Linked DNA regions of Homo sapiens: region 1 is linked to region 2. A link is an interaction called in ENCODE POLR2A ChIA-PET data of the cell type or tissue named here. Cell type or tissue: Panc1. All regions are shown on one strand. Links, peaks and the distances in the headings refer to the core of each region. The heading gives the core; the rest is flanking DNA. Region 1 has its middle 9.0 kb from the start of CIPC. Region 2 has its middle 22 kb from the start of LINC01629.

Evidence for each region. ChIA-PET counts read pairs that join two places held together with the same protein. Peaks named below come from ENCODE experiments on the same cell type or tissue, not always from the same donor. Only the 100,000 strongest peaks of a DNase experiment are listed, where the experiment ranks them.
Region 1: POLR2A ChIA-PET joins it to region 2 with 5 read pairs; 4 of 35 experiments call an interaction of 5 or more read pairs at or near these places.

Annotation. Positions count from the first base shown.
Region 1 is chr14:77,087,784-77,090,691 of GRCh38, reverse strand. No RefSeq gene overlaps it. Among named protein-coding and RNA genes, the nearest start is that of CIPC, 9.0 kb to the left of the region's middle. In Panc1, for the core only: no CTCF peak of the experiment used is centred there; no DNase peak of the experiment used is centred there.
Region 2 is chr14:76,935,735-76,938,642 of GRCh38, reverse strand. No RefSeq gene overlaps it. Among named protein-coding and RNA genes, the nearest start is that of LINC01629, 22 kb to the left of the region's middle. RefSeq lists an enhancer at 2,617-2,908. In Panc1, for the core only: no CTCF peak of the experiment used is centred there; no DNase peak of the experiment used is centred there; H3K27ac peaks cover 1,488 bases.

The sequences.
Region 1 (2,908 bases), core at 237-2,736, 150 kb before region 2:
TTTTGTATTTTTAGTAAAGACGGGGTTTTACCATGTTGGTCAGGCTGGTCTTGAACTCCTGACCTCAAATGATTACCTACCTCAGCCTCCCAAAGTGCTAGGATTACAAGCGTGAGCCACCTTGAATTTTTTTTTTTTTTTTTTTTTTTTTTTTTTTTTTTTTTGAGACAGAGTTTCACTCTGCCACTTAGGCTGGAGTGCAGTGATGTGATCTTGGCTCACTGCAACCTCCATCTTCCTGGGTTCAAGCAATTCTCATGCCTCAGCCCCCTGAGTAGCTGGGATTACAGGCATGCACCACCACACCTAGCTAATTTTTGTATTTTTAGTAGAGACGGGGTTTCATCATATTGGCCAGCCTGGTCTCAATCTCCTGGCCTCAAGAGATCTGCCTGCCTCAGCCTCCCAAAGTGCTGGGATTACAGGCATGAGCCACCGTGCCTGGCTTCCTCCTCTTATTATCTATTGCAGAAAAGACCAAGAATGTAACCACACCTGAACAGACTCTTTCACAAGATGATGTCTCTCTTGCAGACTCACTCAGACAACCATTTAGAAATTAATCTCTGTTCCTCAATCCATTCATTCTCCCTAGCAACCATTTATTGCCAATCAACAGAATTACCTGTATTCCCTATCTCCCCCCTCCACCTGAAATAAGGCTATATGGACCCCATTGGGCAGTGGGGTAAGCACTCTGTGGTTCTCCCTGTTTGCACATTAATACATTTGTACGCCCTTTCTCTAATCTTCTTTTGTGAGCTGATTTTTTTGGCAAACTTTCAGAGGTCGAAGGGGAAGGTTTCTCTTTGCCCCTATACTCCTTCCCCAACTAAATACGAAGTCGTCTATTTATTGAGATGAGAGTCTCTTTGTCACCCAGGCTGGAGTGCAGTGGCATGACCTGGGCAATAGTGCAGCCTTGACCTGGGCTCAAGCAATCCTCCTGCCTCAGCCTCGCAAGTAGCTGGGACTACAGGTGCATGCTGCCACACCCAGCTAATTATTTTTTAAAGATGGGGCCCTCCTATGTTGCCTAGGCTGGTCTTGAATTCCTGGCCTCAAATGATCCTCTCGCCTTAACCTCCCAAGTAGCTGGGATTACAGGCACAAACTACCATGCCCGGCTTTGAAGTCTTTGATTTAAACTCACACCTTCTCTCTCTCTAGGCCACCCAGAAAGCTGTTCACTTGCCCCTTTGTGTGGAAGCATTTGATTTTTGGCTTGGAGGTTTGCCTTGGCTTCATATCTTGCCTCATAGGTTTACCTCCCTTCTGTCAACAGCCTTTGGATCCCAGTTGAGTTCACCAGCATGGGATTAACAAAAGACAGGGAACACAGACCACCACAGCAGAAAGCCCAATGGAATTGGAGCTCTTTAGTGGAACTTGTTGCTTCAGTAATAGGAAGCTGACTACAAAGACCAAGATTAGGAATAGCCTCCATATAGAAATTATTTACAAAAATTGAGTACTTTGTGTCTTGTAGCTTGATCTAGACTGGCTTGTTTTGTAATTTCTTGCGTACTTCTCTGTCTCCCTCACTGGAGTCTAAACTCCTTAAGGGCTGGGATTATATCTTAATGGTTTTCTCCCACAAAGTAAATTCTGCATAGTAGATGTTCAACTAACTTGCTATCAGTGGGACCCAAACTTCCTGAACATTTAACAGTGGGCTCACATATCACTGAAAGGACTCCAGAGAAGGAAAAGACACCATGAAGGAGGGGAGTGAGTAGCTTCCGTGGGCACAGGTGCACAGGAGCTCGTCCCTATTCTTTTGTCAGTTCCCTGACATGCTCCACTCTCTGCCACCTCCAGGCCTTTTGCACACACCTGTGTATGGCCACTGGGGAAAGGAGGAATGAAAGTAACTGTGACTCCCACAGGTTTTGCTCTACACTTGTCATTCTGGCAAAGAAATCCCAGAGCCTGCATTGTTCCTCCCACCCCTCTGAGTCATTGGAGGGTCTTTTCCATTCTGAAATTTACTCAAGAATGCTCTTGAATCCTCCTCCTTTATGTTTGATTTGGCTCATGGCTGACTCTATTTGGAATTCCATGAAGAATCTTATAAAACCTAGTAGTCAGTAGAGATATAGTGGCTGTACTTTGCAGACCGAGATATACCCAAGAATGTCATATGCCAGTACTCCTCTCTCCAGCCCCAGGGAGTCTGGATGGGCCTTTGTCAAGTTTCACTTCACAGGATTGGCCAGCTGGGCTTGTTTAAGTCAGCACCAAAACAGGTTAAACAGGCTCCATATGTTGGGTTGAAGCCACGCCCAGTTGTTCGTCAGAACTACCTGGTTGATTTTATCTCGATTCAGAATCTGCTTTCTTCACAGCCAATTGCCTGATTGCAGAGTCTAAGGTCTCAAAATTAAATCTCAAACAGGAGACTGAAAAGCAAGCAGTCAATTTGCAAAGACTTAAATATAATATTGCGGTGGGGATGGGGCATGTTGAGACTCAGAAAACAACACCCCAAACTGAAGGCCTCAGAAAGCAGCCTCAAAAGCAAAAGTTTTTCTCTGACCTTCTCCTGCCCTCCTGTCTCTCTATCCCATTCTGTCCCCAGGCCAGCCATAGAAACTAGAATCCCTCTTCCCCAAGGCGGGTCAGAGAAACAGAACCCCTTTTCTCCAAACCATAAAACCTAAAAATAATTTTCCTTCCACCTTGCTGTGTAAAAACTGTCCATAAAGAAATTACCTGACTACCTTGTTTGACTATAGCTCATAAGAGCCCCCATTCCAGAGAGGGTCCTGCCCCATACCCAGAAGGAAGGAGTGCAGGCTCAGAGAGGCTGAGAAAAATCTAGACAAACAAGGCTCGCTGGGTTTCCCCACTCAGTCTGGTAGCATTTGATCACAGTCTTTTTTGTCCAATCATATTTCTGCCTGGC
Region 2 (2,908 bases), core at 271-2,770:
GTCCCTGGAGGAGAGGAGGGGAGTGTGCCTCTGAGGCTCCCCAGCAGGGTGGGCACGCTTTCTCTTCCTGTCCTGTTCTCCAAGCCTCCTTGTGGGAAAAGTCCATCAGCCCTTAGGGAGGGCCGGGCATCACCTGGAGCTGGCGCTAGGGAGAGAGGCCAAGGCAGTCAATGAAGAGCCTTGGTGGGCCCAGTGCTGAAGGAACGGTGGAATATTCTGGTCATGAGTCAGTCAAAAATGGCCAAGCTCCAGGCCTGGCGGTAGCCTTGGGGGTCTATGTGTAGAAGAGAGGGTGGACATGCCTGGGCCAGTTCTGGATAAAGGCAGGGGATGGGGAAAGCCATCTGGGGCAACCACTGTCCCCCTGGCATGGGATTAATGCCACTTAGAGGTGGAAAAGAGGCAGCAGCTGCCATATCCCAGGAAAGTCACTGACCTTTAGAACAGGAGACAGAAATAGCCCTGGAGAGTTCAGAATCCTGTGTGAGAGAGGTGGCCAGGCCAGGCAGGGCAGGCCCCAACATGAGGAGGGGAGGAGAACCATGTTAGTACCCACTGTGTCAGACATGATGCCCGGCATTTCACAGGCCTTCCTCACTTACTTTCCACCTCCAGCCAGCAGGGTATGCATGATTGTCTCCATTTTATGGATGAGGAAACTGAGGCTCAGAGAGGCGTGGCCAAACTTGTCGTCAGCAGAGTTGGGGCTGAGCCAGACCTCGCTTGTCTGACAGTCCACGTGTCCCCATGGCTTCCTTCACCCCCAGCCCAGTTGCTGCTGCCATCATGGGTGTTGGATGGGGTTATCCAGCTGAACCTGTACTCAGCTAGCCTGGTATAGGGGGGTGGAAAACCTCTCATTGAGGCCTGGAGGCTCCAAAAGGTGAAACTCAACTACTTCTGCTTATGAAGTCACCCCAGAGCCTCTTAATCTTGGCAGCCTTTGGCCAACTTTCCTTTTCTCCCTTGCTCACGGAAAGAGGGACTGCCAACATTTCTCCCCTTACGTCACCTCAATTGTGCCAGGCTCAGGGCTAGGTGGAACCCCTGGAGACCCCTCCCCTGTGGCAGTGGCAAGGATAAGCTTGGGGGAAAGGGCCCAGTCAAGCCAAGGTCTGAGAGGGTAAGAATAACAACGTGTTAAAATAACACGCTGACTGGCTGGTGGGCTCCTCCTCCCTTCCCTGATGGTGTTCCAGCCTCAGCAGCTCCCAGCTGTTTCTGCTTATCTGAAGCCAGGGAGACTGGTTGCCTGGATACCAGGCTGCTGATTCGCAGTTGGGTCCTTCAGGGGCAGGCAGAGCTGCTGCATCTCCAGCCAGCTGGGCGTGGCACCCTCAGCCCCCTGCACCGGCCCTGGGAAAGGTGGCAGGGAGGACTGGGGGTCAGGTGGGGAGCGCTGATGGAAGAGACCCCTTGTGCCGGAGTTGTTAGAGAATCTGAGCCCTGCCGTTTGCTGGCTGTGTGACCTTGCTCGTGCTAACCTCTCTGAGCTTTTGTTTCTTTATCTGTGAAGAGGGGATAAATATCCCCTGCCTCGAAGAGCTGTTGAAAGAATAGATGTGGGCTGGGCACGGTGGCTCACGCCTGTAATCCCAGCACTTTAAGAGGACAAGGCTGGTGGATCACTTGAAGTCAGGAGTTTGGGACCATCCTGGCCAACATGGCAAAACCCCATCTCTACTAAAAATACAAAAATTAGCTGGGCGTGGTGGCACATACCTGTAATCCCTGCTATTCAGGAGGCTGAGGTACAAGAATCACTGGAACCCGGGAGGGAGGTTGCAGTGAGCCGAGATTGTGCTGTTGCACTACAGTCTGGGCGAAAGAGCCAGACTCTGCCTCAGAAGAAAAAAAAAAAAGAATAAATATGATGAGTAAGTGACTGCACAACAGAGCACTACAGCTCAGTAATCCTGACAGCCTACCCAGCACCGTTGGGCCCCATCCAGAACCTTTGGTCTGCATCCCACAGGGAAGCCATGCGGGGTCACTGAAGCAGGCAGCTGGGGAGCCTCAGAGGAGGTGGCCTCGAGCCTGCTTCCATCCTCTAGGGATGGAGGCTATGACCCAACCTGGGGCCCTCAGAACTTAGCTGGGGTTGAAGGGCCAGCCTGGGGATGGGTTGGGGAAGACTAGGCCAGACAGCAGGCCGCTGATGGCATCTTAGGTGATGAAAGGAAAGCCAGCTTTGTGTCCAACCAATGGTGAATGTTCCCGTTCAGCATCCTTTCCTGGCAAAGGGAGAAGTTGCCGGATTGCAGGTGGAAGACTAGGGAAGGAGGCAAGAAAGCCCAGCATCGTGAGCTGTCTAAGGTCCCTGTCACCTGCCCTGGTTGAGTAAAGAAGACAGCAAGACTGGGCTGGGCGCAGTGGCTCACACCTGTAATCCCAACACTTTGGGAGGCTGAGGTGGGCAGATCACCTGAGGTCGGGAGTTTGAGACCAGCCTGGCCAACACGGAGAAACCCTGTCTCTACTAAAAATACAAAATTAGCCAGGCATGGTGGCAGGTGCTTGTAATCCCAGCTACTCGGGAGGCTGAGGCAGGAGAATCACTTGAACCTGGGAGGCGGAGGTTGCGGTGAGCCGAGATCACACCACTGCTCTCCAGCCTGGGCAACAAGAGCGAAACTCCATCTCAAAAAAAAAAAAAAAAGACTGCAAGGCCAAGGGAGCAGGAACAGGACCAAGAGGACATGTCCTTCTGGTCTGCTCAGATCTAGTGGTCCCCATGTGACCTTTTTTCACTTAAGAGATGAGTGAGGCAAGCTCAGGGCTGTGGGCTGGGGGCTGGCAGAGCTGGGCGGGAGAAACCTGAATCTCCTCTGCAGGAAGGGCTGTTCCCAAGCTCATCTGCTGGCTCTCCCGAAACCTCTCCAGAGCCAGGCCCATGGAGCAGGCACTG